4 separate regions of the Homo sapiens genome follow, and regions 1, 2 and 4 are each linked to region 3. Evidence: read pairs that join two places in POLR2A ChIA-PET (ENCODE). Cell type or tissue: HepG2. All regions are shown on one strand.

The links. ChIA-PET counts read pairs that join two places held together with the same protein. Peaks named below come from ENCODE experiments on the same cell type or tissue, not always from the same donor. Only the 100,000 strongest peaks of a DNase experiment are listed, where the experiment ranks them.
Region 1: POLR2A ChIA-PET joins it to region 3 with 15 read pairs; 8 of 35 experiments call an interaction of 5 or more read pairs at or near these places.
Region 2: POLR2A ChIA-PET joins it to region 3 with 22 read pairs; 2 of 35 experiments call an interaction of 5 or more read pairs at or near these places.
Region 4: POLR2A ChIA-PET joins it to region 3 with 15 read pairs; 9 of 35 experiments call an interaction of 5 or more read pairs at or near these places.

What each region holds. Positions count from the first base shown.
Region 1 is chr11:111,357,422-111,362,421 of GRCh38, reverse strand. POU2AF1 (POU class 2 homeobox associating factor 1) reads left to right here. Exons shown (of 5, transcript NM_006235.3): 2 at 3,504-3,634; 3 at 4,585-4,627; 4 at 4,712-4,977. Among named protein-coding and RNA genes, the nearest start is that of MIR4491, 12 kb to the right of the region's middle. RefSeq lists enhancers at 2,844-3,138, 3,899-4,745. In HepG2, CTCF peaks have their summits at 2,957 and 4,590 (motif pointing right); DNase peaks (open chromatin) are centred at 2,071, 2,991 and 4,571.
Region 2 is chr11:111,332,451-111,337,450 of GRCh38, reverse strand. It overlaps LOC124902755 (a long non-coding RNA gene), which reads right to left and starts at 4,474. Exons shown (of 2, transcript XR_007062890.1): 1 at 4,325-4,474; 2 at 3,656-4,222. In HepG2, no CTCF peak of the experiment used is centred here; DNase peaks (open chromatin) are centred at 670, 2,190 and 2,630; H3K4me3 peaks cover 1,708 bases.
Region 3 is chr11:111,415,350-111,420,349 of GRCh38, reverse strand. LOC100132078 (a long non-coding RNA gene) reads left to right here and starts at 2,164. Exons shown (of 4, transcript NR_046085.1): 1 at 2,164-3,985; 2 at 4,310-4,431. It also overlaps a transcript of BTG4 not described here. RefSeq lists enhancers at 2,309-2,418, 3,469-3,538 and a silencer at 3,759-3,808. In HepG2, no CTCF peak of the experiment used is centred here; a DNase peak (open chromatin) is centred at 2,989.
Region 4 is chr11:111,296,743-111,301,742 of GRCh38, reverse strand. POU2AF3 (POU class 2 homeobox associating factor 3) reads right to left here and starts at 3,197. Exons shown (of 5, transcript NM_001271458.2): 1 at 3,155-3,197; 2 at 1,122-1,216. The coding sequence starts at 3,161. COLCA1 (colorectal cancer associated 1) reads left to right here. Exons shown (of 2, transcript NR_169237.1): 2 at 3,077-5,000. RefSeq lists a silencer at 2,058-2,257. In HepG2, a CTCF peak has its summit at 2,494; a DNase peak (open chromatin) is centred at 2,462; H3K4me3 peaks cover 2,445 bases.

The DNA.
Region 1 (5,000 bases), 58 kb after region 3:
AGTTAGATAGAATGAATATGATCCAGTATTTGACAGCACAACAGGGTGACTATAGTCAACAATAATTTATGGTACACTTAAAAATAACTAAAAGTATAATTGGATTGTTTATAACACAAAGAGGTGACAAATGCTTGAGGGGATGGGTGCTTTATTTACCCTGATGTGATGAGTGTGCATTGCATGCCCGTATCCAAATATCTTGTGTACCCCATAAATATATACACTGACTATGTACTCATAAAGATTAAAACCAAAAATGCTGACGTGGCCATGGGGTGACCCTGAGAAAGAGTGAGTTGAGTGTGGCAGGGCAGGTGCCCTGTTCGCTGACACGTCAGATTGTACCTGGGGCCTGTGGTCATCGCTGGGCACCACCCAGCAGTAGGGAAAGTGGCAAATGGAACTTGTGCAAGAGTGACTCACCCAGAAGGAAGGTGGGGAGACTAAAACCATGTCATTTAGAAATAGCTGAAGGAATGAGAAGTCCCTTCAGACCTAGGGGGACACCTGGTATCTGTCCTCAGATTTCGGAAGGGAATATTACTACTAATACTCATGATAATCGGAGCTCACATGTATTAAATGCTCTGTGCCAAACTCTATTCCAAGCACTTCACATGCAAATCTTAAATTACCCTACAACATACATACCATTATGATCTTCACTTTATAGATGAGACAGCTGTAAATGGACTAAGAAATGTGAGTTTCATTAGAAGGTAATGGAGGGAAATATGGCATGTGTTACCATAAGTTAGCCTCAGTAGGAGGAAGAGCTGTCTGACATGATAATATCCCCCCGAAAGGAAGGTGGAAATGGCCAGAAGGAAGATAATTAAAACCACATGTATTGAGCATCTACCCTATGCCAGACATGGCCTTTGGAGCTCCCCATGTATTATTTTGGTTAATCCTCACAACCACTGTGTGAGAGAAGAATTATTATTCCCGTTTTACAAATGAGGAAATTGAAGCCCAGAGACATTAAATAAATCTAAGAACTTTCCACCAGTAAGTGACAGCCCAGATTTGAATACAGGTATGTGTGGTTCTCAAGTCTACTGTCATTGGTGTTCAGAGCAAAGGTGGAGGCGCACAGGTGGCCCCGGGGCACAGAACCAGGCTGGTTCCCCTGCTAGACACTCCTATAGCAGCCTGAATTTCACAAGTTGTGACACATTCATCTGCTGGTAACTTTTGTTGCTTGTCTTCCCCGTTAGACTGCAAGATCCACGTGGGCGGGGGCTCCATGGGTCCTGTGCAGTGCTGTACTCCTAGGCACTAGAAATATTTGAAAAAATGAATGAATACCAGTAGAGATCTCTTGTTCAGACAGGGGAAGTTAAAATAAGGATAATGAATCTCCTATTGGGATGTTATCGGGAGATTCTTATGTTAAATTAGGAATGGATTATCAGCAGTTGTAATCCCAGTATATTTTCAGAAATACTGGACAGATTTTTTTTTTTTTTTTTTGAGACAGAGTCTCTCTCTGTTGCCAGGCTGGAGTGCAATGGTGTGATCTCAGCTCACTGCAACCTCCACCTCCCAGGTTCAAGCCATTCCCCTGAGTCAGCCTCCCAAGTAACTGGGATTACAGGTGCCTGCCACCACATCTGGCTAATTTTTTGTATTTCAGTAAATATGGGCTTTCACCATGTTGGTCAGGATGGTCTTAATCTCCTGACCTTGTGATCCACTCACCTCAGCCTCCCAAGAGAGATTTTTATACATACAGATTCCTAGGCCTATATCAGCCCCCTAGAATCAGACTTTCCTGGAGCAGGACCTGTACCTGTATATTGCATCATTTCCTGGTTGATTTGCTACCTGGCCAGCTGAGGGACCTTGGAGGATGGGTCTAAAGTCCACCTGAGATACTGGGATTCCTGACCCCCAACATCTGCCCCTGGGACTCATTTCCCACTTCCTGTTGCCTCTGCCCAAGCTTCTCTCTGCCTTCTGGGCTTCAAGGCCAGGCCTTGCTCGTGGCTGGAGCCTGGAGGGAGGTCTGGTGCCGAGTCAGGCATGGGACCTTATCAGCTGGGTATTTACTGAGCAAAGTTCAACCAGGGCAGTGCTGCAGATCCGGGTTTAACAGATACCTAGGCTTCCGGGACTTTGATTCAGAGCCCAGGTCCCTGGGGCCCTTATCGGTGGATAATAATGGGCTCCCTGTGGAAGTCCTAAGGTCTAGTGTTTCTTGGCTGACCCAGGCCTGCTCTCTGAGAGCCCAGGATCCCTAGGCCACAGGCTGTCTAGGTGGGCAGCTTGTTGCTTCCCAGCCACGGCTGCTTTTCAGTTGCTCTCCCAGGCCAGGAAGGGCCCTATGCACTGGCTCTTATTTGGGTCAATGCTTTGGTTTCCTGGCTTTGATGGCAAGAGGGGAAGGAAACCTTCCCTCAGCAGCAGGTGGACACTGTCTGGCCCCAGGGTACAAGGATCACCCTTGGGTAATTGTCCCATGCCCTGAAAGTCACTGAGAACCTGGGAGCCACTTGCCTCAATCCTAAAGGTGTAGGAGAGGTGAAGGGAAGACAAATGGCAGCATGTCTTAAAGAATCACCCAATCGATTAATCAATAAGTATCAACTGAGCTTAAAACGCATGGGCATGCCACTGGGAAGACATAGAGAAATAAGGTACAATAACTCACCTTGAGACGTTTATAATCTAGTTGTGGGTATAAGACACTTCCATCAAAAAGAATAACTATTACATAATAGACTGAATTTTTTTGAATGCCTACCCTGTACCTGAATTTATTTGAGGCATATACTGTTCTACCAATTTCCCACATCAAGTGACTTCTCTCAATATTCCTTTGATAAAGAAACTGAAGATTAAGAGGCACAGAGAGGTTTAGTAACTTGCCCAGGATCACACAGGAAGGTGGTGGCAGGGGCAGGATTTGAGGCCTGTGCTATCTGGCTCAGAGTCCCTGCTCTTATGGCTGTCCTCTACTGCCACCTATGATGAATACTAATCAGATCTGGAAATGTTTGAGAAGCTGTAGAATGTGGAAATTACTCAGGCTGCAGGGGTCAGGCAGGAGGGTTGCATTTGTCTTGTGTCAGCAAGAATCAAGAGGTTGGAAGAAGTGAGAGGGAATTCTGACCACGGAAAACCTCAACCACAGATGAGGAGGTGAGACACGCAGGAACACGTAGAGAACACAGACAGACCTTCTGGTTGGAGACAGGGTTTGTGTAGTAGGGAGTGTGCAAAGTGGTGAGAAAAATGGGTTCGGATCTCATTCTGAAGACTGTCCAATTCTAGGACAAGGAGCTGGGCCTTCGTTGTCTGGGTGCAGGGGACCCACAGAAGGTTTGGGAGTAGGAGGAGTGACAATACTGGAGAGGCATTCTAGGAAGTGTCACGTGGTTCTCCGTGTTCAAGCACGACTTAGGGGAGCAGGCAGATCCATGAGGAAATGAGCACTTTGGGGTGGGGGCTCGTCTGAGAAGGACCATGGGCTCCAGGGACATTGCTTTTCACAGCCACAGCTCCGGAGCAAGCCCCAGCCCCGGCCCGGCCATACCAGGGCGTCCGTGTGAAGGAGCCAGTGAAGGAACTGCTGAGGAGGAAGCGAGGCCACGCCAGCAGTGGGGCAGCACCTGCACCTACGGCGGTGAGAGTTTGTGTGTGTGAGAGTGTGAGTGTGTGTGTGTGAAAGAGAATGTGTGTGTCAGGGATAGTGTGAGAGTGTATGTGTGTGTGAGTATGTGTATGCGTGTGTGTATGTGTTTGTGTGTGATAGAGTGTGTGAGAGTGTGATAGTGTGAGAGAGAATGTGTATCTGCGTCAGTGTGTGAGAGTGTATGTGTGTGTGAGGGAGTGTGAGTGTGTGAGTGTATGCATGTGAGTGTGTATGTGTTTGTGTGTGATGGCGTGTGTGAGTGTGTGATAGTGTGAGAGAGAATGTGTATGTGTCAGTGTGTGAGAATGTATGTGTGTGAGAGAGTGTGTGTGTGTGAGAGTGAGTGTGAGAGTGTGAGCGTGTGTGTGAGAGAGTATGTGTGTGAGGGAGTGTGTGTGAGAGAGTGTGTGAGTGTGTGAGAGTGTGAGTGTGAGAGTGTGAGAGTGTGTGAGAGAGTACGTGTGTGAGAGAGTGTGTGTGTTTGTGTGAGAATGTGTGTGCGCGCAGGCAGATGGCTTGGGAGGTGACCAAAAGGATCAGGCAGGAAGGAGCGCAGGTCCCTTGGTGGAGGCTGCCAGGGATAGAGCTAGGGTGGAGCAACTGGGATGAGGGATCAGGGCCGGCTCAGCTGGCCCACCGAACACAGCTACTGTCAAGGCCTGAGTGAGCGAATGACTTGCATACCCTGGTGTGAGTTGGGGGCCCCCCCTGAGAAGAAGAAGACACCAGCTCCCTGAGCGCACAGACTTCCTGCTAAATAGAAACGCAAATCTCTCAAGTGTAGGTGGTGATGGTTGGGATACGGGGTGGGATGTTTTGTTCTAACCAGAGAGATTCCTATCTTCTATTCTCCTGCCCTGAGGCCCTCTGGGCAAGTTCTCTGCACAGGGCCGGTTGACGAGGGCTAAACATTGACCCTGGTCTTCTCCTCTCCCCTCTAGGTGGTGCTGCCCCATCAGCCCCTGGCGACCTACACCACAGTGGGTAAGAGTGCCCCGTAGCCCTGGTGGCCCCCAGGCCTCTCATCTGGGTGGCATCTGAAGTTCTGTAATTTCCTTCTTCCCACAGGTCCTTCCTGCCTGGACATGGAAGGTTCTGTGTCTGCAGTGACAGAGGAGGCTGCCCTGTGTGCCGGCTGGCTCTCCCAGCCCACCCCGGCCACCCTGCAGCCCCTGGCCCCATGGACACCTTACACCGAGTATGTGCCCCATGAAGCTGTCAGCTGCCCCTACTCAGCTGACATGTATGTGCAGCCCGTGTGCCCCAGCTACACGGTGGTGGGGCCCTCCTCAGTGTTGACCTATGCCTCTCCGCCACTCATCACCAATGTCACGGTATGTCACACAAAGGCAGGACT
Region 2 (5,000 bases), 83 kb after region 3:
TTGTTTGTTTTTTGTTCAAATGGTGAGTTTCATAACTCATAGGCATGCACTTGTGATTTTATTAGATATTCTTAGCTTCATTATGGTGATTTATCTAACAAAATTGTATTTTGCTTTCATTTGCCACCTAGTCCAATGCTATAATCTACGCTTCTGCAATCTGCTGTTCCTAAGATAAGCTGTGATCTTCTGCTCCTATGTTTTTGACATGCCCTTTTTCTCCTCATTGACTCACATCTAATGACCAGTTCAAATACCACTTTATCTGAGAGCTACCCGCCAACCCAATATGGCCAGAGTAAATGACTCTGAACTCCCAAAGCCTGTTGAAGAAATCCTTCCCCTTCCAGTGAACCTTGAGCATCCCCAGGAGGCAACTCACTCCCCTTTAGAAGGTGTGTATAGGGAGGGGCTGGGTTTTAGACCCTGTGGGGCAAGAACAAACCTGCTGGGAGAGGTGTGCACTGGTCACACCAGTCCTGAGTGGTCATTCTCTGCTCATCAAGTTGTCACGTCTGGGGAAGACTCTTTGCATTGACCAGTGGTGTCTATTTTTGCTCTATAGTTGGATGGAAAGGGTTAAGCAGTTAGGCAATCCCCCTGTGGCTCAGTAATTTCTGGAGAATTGGCACAAGTAACTTGCATAATGCAGACTTATCTCCTGGATGATGCAGTGCCCTGCAATTCCAATGCAAATGAGCTCCAGCTGTGTTAGCCTCTGAGACTAAGGGGTTTGGCTGGGCCACTCCTGGGAGCCCTTGCAGATCACTCTTGGGAGCTCTTGCAGATCCTCCAGCCCAGGGGACAGACAGCAAAAGTCCATACAGAACTTCCTATGTTGGGGTGAGAATTATGCTAGAGGTGACTATCACCACCTTCTCAACAGATAGGGTTAGGAGTAAGGTCAGGAGTAAGGCACAAAGGGCTGAGGGGCTCTTCAGTCTTGCCCCATTGTATTCATTTTCATAGGGTTTATCCCAGCCACACAGGTGTGCAAAGTCAACTTCTGTTGTCCTACAAAGCCTCTAATTATTTAATAAGCACTTATATAGGGCTTACTATGTGTTAAGCACTGTTGAAAGTATTTAGCAGATATTAAGTTATTCCCTCCTATAGCAACCTCAGCGTTCTGGCTCGGAGTCTGTGACTGGTTATGGTGAGCATGACCTATGAGGTCAGACAGATCTAGCTTCAAAGTCTGGTTCTATCACTTAGTAGATCTGTGACCAAGGACAAGTTGCTTGGTACCCGTCTGCCCCAGTTTCCCCATTTATAAGATGGGTCCTTAAGAGATTATGATGAAGATTAAATGGGAACGTGCATGCAAAGCACTCAGCCTAGGACCTGATGTTTTGCATGATGGGTGGCTGTGATGACAATGAGGAGGAAAACCTGCTTTCTTAGGGATTTCTCTATGAAGCCTGCGGGATTTGATGCCAATGTGCTCTCCCCTGAACAGAAAACTGTCTACTGTGTTCTAGGGAGATGTGGCCGCCACCTTTCTAAACTCTGGAATTCCACTGGGGGTGATCAGGGTTTCCACTTACATAGGGATCCCCATGCCCTCAGGAGATCTGCTGTCTGGCGAAATGATGAAGAAAGTACAGGAAGTCGTTAAACCAGAGATCTTGCCAGAGAGTCTTAGGACACTGTCCAGGCAGAAAACTCAGTTCCGTGCATTTGTGCTTCTGATCTGATTCACTTCTTTGCCAGGTGCAGCAGAAACCTTGGCTTATGCCTGCAGAGGGAGTTAAAAGGGCCAAAGCTCATCACCTTTCTGAACATTTGCCCCTCCTTAGCTGGAGTGCTCTCTACCATGAGAAGCCCTCTTTGTGAAGAAGATCTCGAAGCTCTCTGTTAATAAGGCAGCCTAGGATATAGGGACTCCTCGCCGCATCTCCAGGGAGAAACTCCTATTCCAATCCTGCCCCTTTAGAGGAAGGGAGGACAGGAGTCTTGACCATCCTAAACCCATTCACTGTGTTTTCCCTTGAATATTCAGGGATCTGGAATGCTCTCAGGGAAAGCACAGCGAAGAGGCCCAGGTCCTGGATGTCACTGAAAGGTCCAAAGGCACCAGCTGGAAGCTGAGGATAACCTTTGCCCCTTTGTAACTTCACTTCAAGCCTGTCTTTTGCTAGAGGCCTGGGACTCTTAGACTCCCTCTGACCTCTGGGCTGGCCCCACTGATCTCTGGGCTGATAGGCTTGGATTTTGTCGGCAGCCTCAGACACCGGGAAGCCTGATGATCCAGCCTTCTACCCACTCCCAGTCCCTACTTTCCCACTTACAAGTTAGCCCACTGGCAGAAAGTTAATGATTGATTTATTAAGTTCCACAGGAATATCACCTCCCAACCCAAACCCAGATGACTAAAGAAGACTTTTATTTTAGGGTCTAACTAGTCATAAAACGTATTTTGCTGAGGAGCACAGATGCGGATTTTGTGCCTCAGAGCAGTGTGTTTGCTGAGCTGGTTCAGGAGGACATCTGTGGCTCTGGTGTGGGAGGTAAATCCTGCCCTGCACAGCTCCCCGGGGACTGGGTTTCCACTGGATCAAGATAAGGCAGGTAGAGCTATTGTCAATATTTAATCAAGATGCACAGGATTCGGCTCTGTAAAGGCAGCACTCAGGCCTGTGTTTGCAGACTCTGGAGGAGTGCCAAGGAAAGTGTTAGGCCCCTGGCCCGTGCTGTAAGGGCAACATGACATAGTTATTTATCCCACAGTCAATCCCAGGAATTTGGATGAATATGCCATGCTGGATAGCACCTCCCAGGCTCCTGCATCTTTCACAGCAATGCTGGTGCTTTGTGTCTGTGCTTGGCTGTAAGGGACAAAGGTGGGAGCTCTAGCCCTTACTCTTTGGGAAAAACCCCCGTTTTCTGAATTGGATGTTCCCAGGCCCTTTCTTATTGCCCCTGCTGCTCTGTCTACCTTCTCTGCTCAGCCAGCGCTCAGCAGGCTCAGCCAAGCCGGGGTCTTGCCCCTTTCTATTTCCCAATGACTCATCCTAGGGATTTGGTTTCCCTAGGGCTGATCTGCCCTCAGATCTGAGGGGATTCCTGGGCTCTGCTGCACTGGTGACAGGATGGTGGACCCTGAGCAGCTGAGTCCTGGCTTCTGTGGCCTACTCCATAGCATCCTCTGACCTCAACACACAAGCACATCGTCCTTGGTTCCCACCCAGCTTTCCTCCTGGATGTCACTTGCCCTCCCATTTCTCCCCTTGGGTGTGTGTATAGGGTGCTGGGCAGGAATGAGCTCTTGATATCCCCTGATAGAAGTCCTGGAGGTGGATTGGACTATTTAGTACTTCCTGACAGATCTCCTCCAGCACAGTCACCCAAATCACAGTTCCTCACAGGACTTTGGGAGCAATGAAAGCTCCCAATAATGACCGATTGCTTATTATGCTCTAGGCATAGGGATAAGAGCTTTAGGCATTACCTCATTTAATTCCTCACTACATCTTCTGAGGTATTGTCATCAACTTCATTCTATAGAAGAGGCTAAAGAGATACAGAAAGTTTAAGTAGCTTATGTACAGTCACACAGCTCTCGAGTAGCCAAGCTGGGATGGAAGCTAAGGCCTGTCTGAGTCCACACTGCATCCTTGATCACCAAATGCCACCATTTCTCTACTGTAAAGAATTAGGACAAACTTATTTTAGATTTATTATAAGCACACAAGTAACACATGAATACATTATTCTTGTGAAACAATTCAAACAGCTCAGATAAGGCTAGAATCCCCTTGATCAGCATTCTCTCTTTTCTACCACTTTCCCCTTCTCAATGGGTAATTTTGTTATCAGTTTGGCTTGCGTAATTTCAGACCTTTTCCTATACGTTTACATACATGTATATGTCTGCATACAAAACACCCACATCTCTTGTTGTTCTGTAACATGTGGAATCATACTTGTAAACTTCATTCTGAAACTTCCTTCACTTCACAATATGTCTCTTTTCATGTAAGCATGAGCAGATTCATTCATTCCTTTCTACCGCTGCCCAGAATTTCATGTGATGGTTATACAGCATAGTTCTCTGTTTTCTGTTTCTGGTCATTCCCCAGTCAGTGGAAATGTTCACCCAGTTGGTGAACATTTAAGTTGTAACTAAATGTCCATTATAACAATACTTCATTGAAGATCCTTAGACATAGCTCCCCGTGTTCTTTGTGAGTATTTTTCTAGGGCGATGCCGGTGGAATTGCTGTGTGATAGAGTATGCAAATTTTTAATTTTTATAGACATTGACAAATGATCCTCTAAAGTGGCTTCACTAATCAATAGCTTTGTAAGAATTGTTACATACGTGTTGGGGAAAAGCACTGTCTTTCCAGGGAGAGCAGCACAAGAGAAAGTGTGCTGAAATTGCAGGAGGATGCAGCAAGTGGTGTGAGCTGTGGCTTCACAGCTGTCCAGTTGGGCAGGTGATGACCTCTATGGGCCTCAGTGTTTACACCTGCAAAATAGAGACCACAATCTCAATAACTCAGAGGGCCATTGTGAGGATTAGTTGAGATGATTTTTGAGCAGCTTATAGCATATGGCCATGTTCATACAAAGCACTTGACAACAACAATCATTAGCTAGGCGGGGAGAAAATGAAGACAGGGAAGGGTTGGGCTGTCTTCCCTGGAAAATCTTTAGGGACAGCAAGCCTACACCTGGGATAGACTCAGGTGTTATCCTCTGGAGGGAGGTTTGGATGACAGGGCTTTGATACCCAGCCAAATTCAGAGCAGAACGATAAGCCACAAGCCATGACATTGACCTTGAGTTATCTTCAGTCCAGCCTACGGGAGGCAGAATACATGGACAGCATGGATATTCATTACCTTTTTATGAAAATTATAAATTCACAAGAAATTCTTTTTATGTTTTTGCCTTTGAACTACTCTAACTTTTAAACCCGAACCCCTTTAACATTCTGTGTGGCAAATGCACAGGGTTTTAGGCCATTAAGGCAATGCCAGGAAAGGAATAAT
Region 3 (5,000 bases):
CAGTTTCACTTCCAGAGCTGGCTGCTCAGATTGGTCTACCCTGCTGTGGATGCAATTTCAGGATGAGGTTGAAGAGCAGGTCATCTGGACTGCTGGGATGATTTTAAAGGAAACTTTAATATCTCCTGGACAAGCCAGCAGCTGGTGTCTGCAAGTCCTCCAGGACTTTGCACCTTGAGACTTGGATTCAGGGGCAGCTGAGAAGATAGACTGTGAACTTTCCTTTGCCGAGAGAACTGGACTACAGCTTAATGGCTGGACCCTAGGCATCTCTAGGACACTACAGTTGTCCATTGTAGATTCCTTTACCTCAAGCCACTTCTGGACCTGCCTGTCCTTGGGTGCCTGGTGCTGAGTCAGCAACACCTCCCTCCTGTCTTGGCAATGTGTGGCCAAACTAAGCCAAGTCTGATTATAATGGGTTGGTTCATCTAGAAGCTCACATCCCGTACTCTTTTTCCAATATGGCACTTAGCCAACTGGCACCCAATAGTGAAGAGTGACTCTGGGAACTGAGGCTGCTGAGGACTCATGACCCTGCAGAAGCCAACAGCAAAAGCTGTGTGGAGGGTGAAGCCATCCCGCTGCCAGGCCTCTCTCTCTGCTCCATGTCAGTTCCTGTCTGGCAGCGCCATGGCCTTGGCTGGCAGTCAGAGACCCGCTGCTGGTACTTGCTGGTGGCTTGGCTCTCTTCCATCTAGCCAGGGCATTTGGACCTTTTTTCTATGTTCTGCTTATGAGCTTGGGAAGCGAGCCAGTGGTTCTCCTTGGAAGTTGCCTCCATCCTTGTCATTTCCCACCCTAGTCCCAAGGGAGACATGTTTCTTTCTCTCTTCCGTATTGACACCTTCTCTTGCCTTTGGCTCAAATACAGACACCTCAGGTAGCACCAGTGCTGTGGGGAGGCCAAGGGGCGAGGGGCACGTACAGGAAGTGGTGGTGGCAAAATAGAGTTAAGTTCGGTTACCAGTGCTGGATGAAGCTTTGTATCTCTAGGGTTGTCAGTCAGCCAAGAAGGAAGGCAGTTACAGGCCTAATTCTTGGTTCCTGAACTGATTGGCTGTAGCTTTTATCAGGGACTCACTGGCACTTCTCTGAGCATCAGTGTTAACTTCTGTCATGGGCTGAATTGTGCAGCCTCCTTCTTCTCCTCCAAGTTTATAGGTTGACTTCCTAATCCCCAGTACCTCAGGATATGACTCTATTTGGAGATAAGGTCTTTAAGGAGGTTATTTAGGTAAAATGAGGTCATATGAGTAGGCCCTAATCCAATATGACTGGTGTCCTTATGAGAAGAGATTAGGACACAGATAGGTATAGAGGGAAGACCATATGAAGACAAAGAGAGAAGGCGGCCATCTGGAAGCCAAGGAGAGGAGCTCCCAGAAGAAACAACCCCGCTGACACCTTGACCTTGGACTTGCAGTCTCCACAATGGTGAGGAAGTAAATTTCTGTTCTTTAAGCCATCCAGTCAGTACTTTGTTTTGGCAGCCCTAGTGAACTAAAACAAACTCCTGCAGACGTGGCAGAGAGGGTTTGCAGAAGGGCCAAGAGAACGGTGGCTTAGATGCTTCCGGTTTTCCCAGCTTCTTCATGGACTCTCAAGGTTGGTGGTATCCCTTTGGCTTCTCTAGTTCTTTCTGCTTCAGGGAGCTACCAACCTCCTCTGGTTTTGGTGGTTAGCCTAAGTAGCTAGTAAATAGAGTGTTTCTACTCTTAATCTTATTTCCCCTTTATGAAAACCTTATGATAGGCGCTGCAGAATCTCCATGTCACCCAGCATCGTTGGTCCCGCCCTCTGGAAGCTCACATTCTATGCGGAAGACAGACATGAGGATCACTTCACTGCAGCATAGGAGGTGCTGTGATAGTGCTCAGCAGGGGGCATGAACTAAGGAGGACACCTTGAGCCCACCTGAAGAAGAAGGTCACAGAATGCTTTGTGATGATGATGGCCAAGCCTAAAGTCTGTCAGTTCTTTGAGGACAGAGGCTGGGTCTTTCTCACCTTCCTTCACCCATGGCATCTAGCACAGCACTTTGCACATAATAAGTGCTCATCTAATGTGTTGGGCGAATGGCTCTCTTAAAGTCCCTTCCAGCTTCATGATGCCATAATTCTGTGGCCTCAGAGGTCCCACAGCAGTCAGATGGCTTAAGGTGCTGCTGGCAGACGGCGTGAAGGTGAACAGACATGGGGTTTTATGATATGCAAAATCACTCATGAACAACTAAACTGGAAACCAGGGAGGAGAGCATAATGAGCTTCCCTTCTTAGCTTAGATTTCTAGGAGAATCCTCAGGCATAACAACAGGAACACAGCCAGTGCAGCTGCCCCACGTGGATGATCAGAGGCGACGTCTTACTCTCCACAAAGCCAAGTTTGGTCAAGCTCCTCACAGCTGTTTCCCACAGAGAGGAAATCCCCTAAGTTCCCAGGCAGTGTAAACTGACCGTGTGTTTATAAAATAGACGCCATGCCCCAAGAACATGAAAACAGTCCAGATGCATGAACCTGCAATGCAGCAGTGATTCAAGACACTTGGGAGTAGGGAGGAGAGCGTGAGTGAGAGAACGCTTCAATGCCGAAGCAGAGTGGCTGTTCTCTGGAGAACACCCAAACTGATCTAAAGCCAAAGTTCAAAAAATAACAAACATGCAAGCCTTTTGAAAACAAATTGTGCCTAGATATCTTTGCAAGCTGAGTGGTCAGCCCTCAGACAGTGCTATGAGGGAGTGATTGCAGACCACCCAGCACCCAAGGAATTAGGGGCAGTTCATGCTGTCCCTGTGTCCAAGGGCTCCGAGAGCTCAGATTAAAATTCTTTCTGCCCAGCTTTTGCAAGATGGAACCAAAAGAGCCCACTTGTGAGAAGGCAGGGGATTGAGGAGGGTCCCCTCCTCCCAGTACGGACTGTGTGGTGCCTTCAGATGAGCTGTTTTGTTTCACGCTGAGCTGAGCTCACCTAGGCGATGACCTTGTGACAAGAATACCAGGCTGAGTCCAGATCAGCAAAGAGGGGACAGGAAGAGGAAGAGGAAGAGAGAAGCAAGTGCAGCCATGCGAAGCTGTGACTGACAGAAGCCAAGTCAGAACTGCTGGTTAACATAATTTTTAATCCTTCATCAGGGCTGGTAAAATGTTGACAAAGGAGAGTCCTTGTAGTGAATCTCTCAGTCTATTAAGAAAGCTGTTTCAGACCCAGGGACATAAGGCAGGTGTATTGGAGTCATCAGACTCTCTACAAAATATTAGTCATCAGCTCTGCAAAAACCCCGTGGGCTGCACTGGGGCGTGAGTCCCTCAAAGTTTAACTAAACATGGCAAACTGGATGTACACAGACAACCTTAATAGCTTCTGGGGATTCTGGAAAGAGCTGGGGACCGGCTCCCTTAAAAATCTACTCTAAGAAAATTCACCGCAGGCCCAGCGTGGCTCCTGACCTGGAGGATAACAATGATAATGGAAGTGCTGTTAAAAGTAAGAATGACTATGAGTTATTGAGTTTTTCATCTGCTCAGGCACCGTGCTGGGCCTACACAGTATCTCATTCAGTCCTACTAAGGACCATTACTGTCCCTTTCCTACCTAGGGGAAAAGGAGATTGAGAGAAGTCAAACCGCTTTCTCACGGTGACAGGGTAGGCGGTGGAGCCAGAATACAAATGCAGGGGCTCCAGCCTCAAAGCCCGTGCTCTCTGCTCACATTGGCCCACCCAGGACAGACGCTGTCGGGATGTCCTGGGGGTTTCACACTGTTAAGAAATAATAACGAGTGAGAGCCAAGGTGTACTCTGGATCTACCTGAAGCACCCAACTCACTCCCTTCCATGATGTGACTAACGGCGTTTCAGATCTGTTTGTGCTCCGACCTGACCTCAGGAAGCCAAAGTCCCCTGAGGTCTGGGGTGTGTATGCTTGGGGACCCGAAATTAGAGGCACACCTACCTAGGATTGAATGTAACGATCTAATCAAGAAAAGGTGTGTGTGTGTGAGCCAGAGTGAGAAAACGAGAGAGGGAGAGAGAGAGAAAGAGAGGGAGAGAGAGGAAGAGAGGCCCAGTTTGTTTTCCAGGGGACAGAAAAGGAACTGATGAAGGCCCTGAAAATTCAGTCCAGGCAACTCCATCCCCCTATCAGGCTCAACCCTCAGTAGTACCCCAGCTTTCCCTTCCCCACATCCTCCAAGCTCTTTCTCCTTAACAGCTAAAGACACCTTAGGCTGCCCAGAATGAAAAATATCCTGGAACTTAACAACAAAGGAGCTGCCATGTTCCACTGTATTTCTTTTCTTTTCTTTTTTCAGACAAGGTCTCACTCTGTTGCCCAGGCTGGAGTGCAGTGGTGTGATCTTGGCTCCCTGCAGCCTCGACCTCCTAGGCTCGAGTGATCCTCCTGCCTCAGCCTCCCGAGTACCTGGGACTATAGGTGTGTGCCACTGCACCCAGCTATTTTTTTTTCTTGATTTTTAGTAGAGACAGTCTTGCTATATTGTCCAGTCTGATGGCAGACTCCTGAGCTCAAAGGATCCTCCTGTCTCAGGCTTGCAAAGTGTTGAGATTACAGGCATGAGCCACTGCACCTGACCTCCACTGTATTTCTAAACTGTGGGTCTCTGGCTCCTCTAATTTTCCCCCACCCCGTAGGCCCAGCCTCCAGGGCTGCCATGTCTTCCCCTCCCAGCTCTGCTCTGGAGGCCTGATTCTCTGGGAGGCTGTTGGGCTCACCATTGGGAAAGGCCATCCTTAGGTCACGTGGGGCCATAAGCAATACCAGCCTCCTCCTCCTGCCATTTTGCACATCAGGAGATACACCAGGAACCTCAGTGTCTCTCTTTCTCTCTCTAGCCTGGTCTCTGGGACCTAGGTCAGGAGGGCATGATGCTTTCAAATAGAAGAAGAAATCTCCAATTCTTTTGCCCTCTGTCTTTGCAAGCCCTATCTTTTATATTCACTTCCTCTGACTTCTCAGTAAACATTGGTTTGAAAGTGAATGGT
Region 4 (5,000 bases), 120 kb after region 3:
TAACTCGATTAACCCTCACAAAATCCTATCATCCCCAATTTGAAGACGAATAAACAGAGGCAAGAGGAATTGGGTAATTTGCTTGAGGATACACACCATGGAGGAACTGAGATCTGAGCCCAGTCCATCTGGTTCTGGAACCTGTGTTTACCTCCCCTACATCATTTGCCCCCTCCCATTTCAAGAAGTCCCGCTGTCAAAGGCCTATTTCATGAAGTCACACATTGCACATGAACAGCATCAGGCACAAAAACTGTTGTGGGGCAGATGCCAATGGGCTGGAGAAGGACCAATCCTAACAGAGGCAATATGAGCCCCAGCTGTCAGATCCTATGTTCACACCCAAACCAACCCCCAAGCAATTGTATGATTGAGGCTTTTTAGGGATGAGCTGCCCTCTCTTGGGCAATAACCCCACCTAGTTTATTTGGTTCTGTTGCTGCCCTGAGTGCCTTTGGCAGTACTTACCGTAGGAAGGTGTATAAAGTGTCAGGGTATACCCTTATGACTGCTCAGTTCAATTTTGTAATAACCTGAAACTGCTTAAGGTGTTGATACATTTTAGGGAAGTGGTCCTGTACTCCAGCTGTCTCTTCTGCAGAGACAGGGCCCTTTTCTGCTAGATACTTTAGGTAACTGATGATTTACAGATAAATGATCTCAGAGGGTGAGTTCCAGAAGAATGAGGAGGGAAGGGAGGATGTTCCACACAGATGCTATCCTGGAAGGGGCCCCTAAAATGAGGTGAATTTCTGGGAGAGATTTTCTATGGGTCTGCAAGGGCTGTACATATATCCACTGTCTTCCTAACAAAACGATGTATACTTACCTGCTGGCCGCTCCTCCCCCTGCAGAGGACCAACGCACTTTTTATACTTTACTTTCACCCATGGGGGATGGATGGGCTCCCCCAAATCCTGAGCCCCACAACATGCCCCAGCTGTCCTCTGTAGCTTCCCGATTGGGATGCAGCTGGGTACAGAAGTCATAGGAACAGCAGAGGAAGGCCAGGTCTGGGAATGGTGAGTGCGTGGGGCCTTGAGTGGCCTCCACACCTTGCAGACACAGCTTTGAAAGAGGCCTGGCATGGGCTGGGGAATGAGGGAAGGGCTTATGCTTACGGTTCCCCCGGAGGCCGCCTGGTGTGCCCGTCTTTGCTGCAGCAGCTCCTTCACTGTGATCTTCACTCGGACACCTTGATACACCTTCGGTTTTTCTGGAGAAAGGCAACTGAGTCAGTGGTCGAGTCCAAGGTCTGGGTGCCAGGGTGCAGAGTGGGGGCCCCTTTTATAGGCTATGGCACCCAAAGCCAAGTTTCTAAGTTCGGAGAACACACACAAAAAATGTCAAAGGATGGTAAAAACCCAAACATTTCAAACTTGAAAGAATGAAGAGTAGCTGAGCAGGTTTCAGAGCCCCAGTAGGAAAAGAATCCGTGGAAATTTGTGGGGCCATCCACCCCTGGCTGGGCCTCAGTCCTAGGCCAATAGCAAACGGGTTTTTCTGCTCTGGAATATGGAGACCAGTGCAGCGGAGCCCACCACTCTGATTAGGTCGGGGGAACCTTGGCTTTCAGACCCAGACAGCCGAGAGAGAGGGTATTATGGACCTGGGGAGGGGCCAGGCCTGGGGCAGGGGGCTTTCTCTGATTATGGCGGCTGACGTAGCCCACCCCACTGTGATGTTCCCACTAGCATGGAAGTCCCGAGTCCCTTCCTTCTCCGCCTGGCCAGGTGTGGCTTCTGGGCAGGCTCCGACCTCTGCGTGCCCTTGGTCTGGAAGCCAGCCCGGGAGCAAGCGGTGAGGTTTGGCCAGCCCCGTCCTGGGCCGGCGAGGTACCTGCCAGACTGACCTAGTAAAGGGGCCAGGCCCGAGGAACTCCCTCCCTCGCTCCCTTCTGTCTTTGCCTTCTGCCCGCTCTCCCTCGTCCCTTTTCTCCGCCTTTTCCGCGCTCCATCTTGCCCTCCTCCCTCCTTCGCCCCCGCTCCTACTCTCCCCTTCTTCCCCTCTCTCCCTACCCCCTCCCTTTCTGGGGCAGGCGTTTCTCCGAGGCGCACTGAGGCTCCGGGGCGAGTCCGCGCAGCGCGAGCTGGGGAAAGCCGTCCGGGGCTCCCGATGACCCTGCACTCCGCCGGGAGGCCGCCCTTCGGTAGGGGCCGCCCCGGGGCTGGCGGGGCCCGGTCGGACTGCCCCGGCTCGCGGGAGGTGGCGGGCGCGCTCAAGAGGGGTTCGCTGGGAGGGACCCCTGAGCGCTGGGAGCAGGGGCAGCCTCAGCCCCGGGCCCCGAAAAGCCGCAGTGAGTAGGTTGGGGACTGGCTGTTAGGCCAAGCCGAGCCGGGCGAGCTTTCAAGGTGGAGGTGGCCGCAGGAGTCCGGGGCGGCTCCGGCCCTGACCACTACCCTGCAGTGTGCGTCCAGGAATCGCGCCGGGAAGTGCGCTGGGTGCGGCGGCCGAGGGTGACCGCGCGTTCAGCCTGGACGCCTGGAGATAGTGCCAGGATGCCAGCGCCTCGCCTGGTCACTGCGGGGACCGCAGCTGGACAGCAGGGATCCCCCTCAAGCCGGGTTCCAGGAGTTAGGGTCTCCCCAGGAAAGGAGATTGCGCTCTTCCTAGCCCGGACCCAGGGAATCCCGTGCCCCGCCCGCAGGGCCCAGGCGCCGCGCCCTCTCCGCGCTCCAGCCTACCGCAGCCCCACCACCCCGTTCCCCGATCGGCTCCGGACTCCGCGGGCAGCGGGCGCCCCTCGGGGTCCGCGCAGGGACCGCCACAGCTCGGCTCAGTGCAGTCGGTGCGCTCTGCCCCCGTCCCAGGCTCACTGTGAGCCTCTAGCTCCCCCCGTAGCAGCTTCTGGGCGCGCAGGGTCCGCACCGCGTGTCTCAGGACACAACAGTGGATACGTGGGAGGGCGGGCGGGGGCCTGGGGTACGCGGACGTCCGGAGCGGCCAACTCGGCCTCTGGGCCTCTGCCCTCCGGGACAGGCGCTGAGTGGGAGCGGCCACAGCGTGGCTCGCGTCCTCTCCGGATCCCCGGCCCTTACTCGCATGCCTTGACTTTGTGCCTCTCTGTTCTATGCAGGAAAAGCCGTGGAAACACACCCGGATTGAAATGCCCCTGGCCCGCCTGACCCGACCCTAGGAGAAGCAGCCGAGTTACCCGACATCGTGGTCAGCAGGAGCTGGGTCGGTGGCTGGATGCTGCAGCAGCAGGGACTCAGCGCCTGGGAGGGCTCCTGGGGCAGGGAGAGAAGCAGAGATGCAACATTTTTAAAATTTCACAAAGCATCCGGCTGCACCCAGGTCCCTGGAACAGGAGACAAACAGAATTAATGTTTTATACCTTCGGGTATAGGTTTGAGTTTTTTCCCCCTCATGCCAAGTATTTAAAACCTCTAGAAACCCATGATTTGACAATCAATGATTGCGCGATACTTTCAATTTGAATATTCAAAGGCTTAACAAAATGGACTATCTTCTGCAGAAATCCTGCACACAGGCACCCCACAGAGAGTCCAGAGAAACAGGGAGTGAGACCCCTTTGGGTCCTGGCCCTTGCTTTTATTATAGTTTGAGCATTTTGTCCTCCTTCCCACAGATAGAGCAGATGTCCTCAAAGATGCTCTGTATTTCAGCCTTCAGGGCAGCTAAGAAGCCATGAGTGACTTAGGCTGCCCTGGCCATGAACACCGGAGCCAGACTGGCTGGCCAGACTGATTCCCGCATCCCCCATCTGTGTTTTGAGGGGAAATCTCAGGTTTTGAGGAATGAACATGGCAGCTAGTGGGTGTGGCACAGCAAGAAGTCGCTCTGGGCCCAGGTGGCAGGCCAGCGGCCTAGCAGAGGCCTTCGCTCTGCACCTCCTATTTTTCTGGCTCCGCCTGGCTACCAGCGGGCTTCCCTCCCCCTTTCATCCCGCTCTTCCTGGGCCCGACACTGGGGTTTCTGCTCAGAATGACTGCCCATTAAGACCCTTTCCTCCTCCCCACAGAGCTGGGGATGCCAGGAGCCTCATCCTCTGGAGACTTTCTGACTCTGGGTTTCACCACCGCACTGCGAAGTGCCCTCTTTGCTTTTTCGCCTTCTAGAGCCACCCCTGCCTTTTTGCTGTAGGAGCACATGTTAGGAAACAATGACAAGTTTGGCTCCTGCTCATTTTAACTGAAAGGATGTGGACTTAGGTTCAAGCCTTCTCCCATTGGGGTGAGAAGGGGGAGGGACTTGGGATCAGGCTTCCCCCTTGGTCCAGGCCCAAGCCCCTCACTAATGACTTGGGATTCTACTGGGTCATCTTCTGTGAGTACTTACTGTGCCTCTTCCATGTGATTTGGAAGGTGAGGAGACAGGAATGGTCCACAGAGGGAGAGAGTGCCAGGCCAAGTCCTCTCATAGCCACCCGCCCCCTCCACAGAAGGGGACAGCAAGAGAAGAGAGAGGCATGGTGAGGTTCCTTTTGCAAATAACCAAGATATTTCCAGGATTCAAGACCAGTCCATGGTTTTAGGCCTCTGCTGTTTATTCTCTGAGTTCTCAGAAATGCAAAAAGTGTAGTTTAGCCCCAGAGGCCTCAAGAAAAAGATTGGGGTGCCCCCAAATGTGTCAAATACAGAGGGAAACACACAGAGCTTAGGGAAAGGGCAACTGAGAATGACAAGACTGATAGGAATTGCTTGGCAGCTGAAGCCACATCTCTGGGGGAGAGGAGCAGGCCTGGGAACACCTGAGGTGGCACCTGGCAGTGGAGGGCAGGATGGATGTATTGAAATCTGACAGCTTCTGGAACTTCTTTCTACAAATGCCCCTGAGCCTGTGTCCTAGGTTTCCCTGATGGACCAGACCTGAGGAGGGGAAGGACAATGGGGGTGGAGATGGCACCTCCCCTCCCTGCATGCCTTCTTCCTCGCTGTGCCTAGGCCTTGCCCCCTCTGAAGGAACAGTGAACCAAGCAGCTTGGAATCTAGGGATGGTCTCTTGTCCTCATAGCGTCTTCCATTACTTCTTTTCTT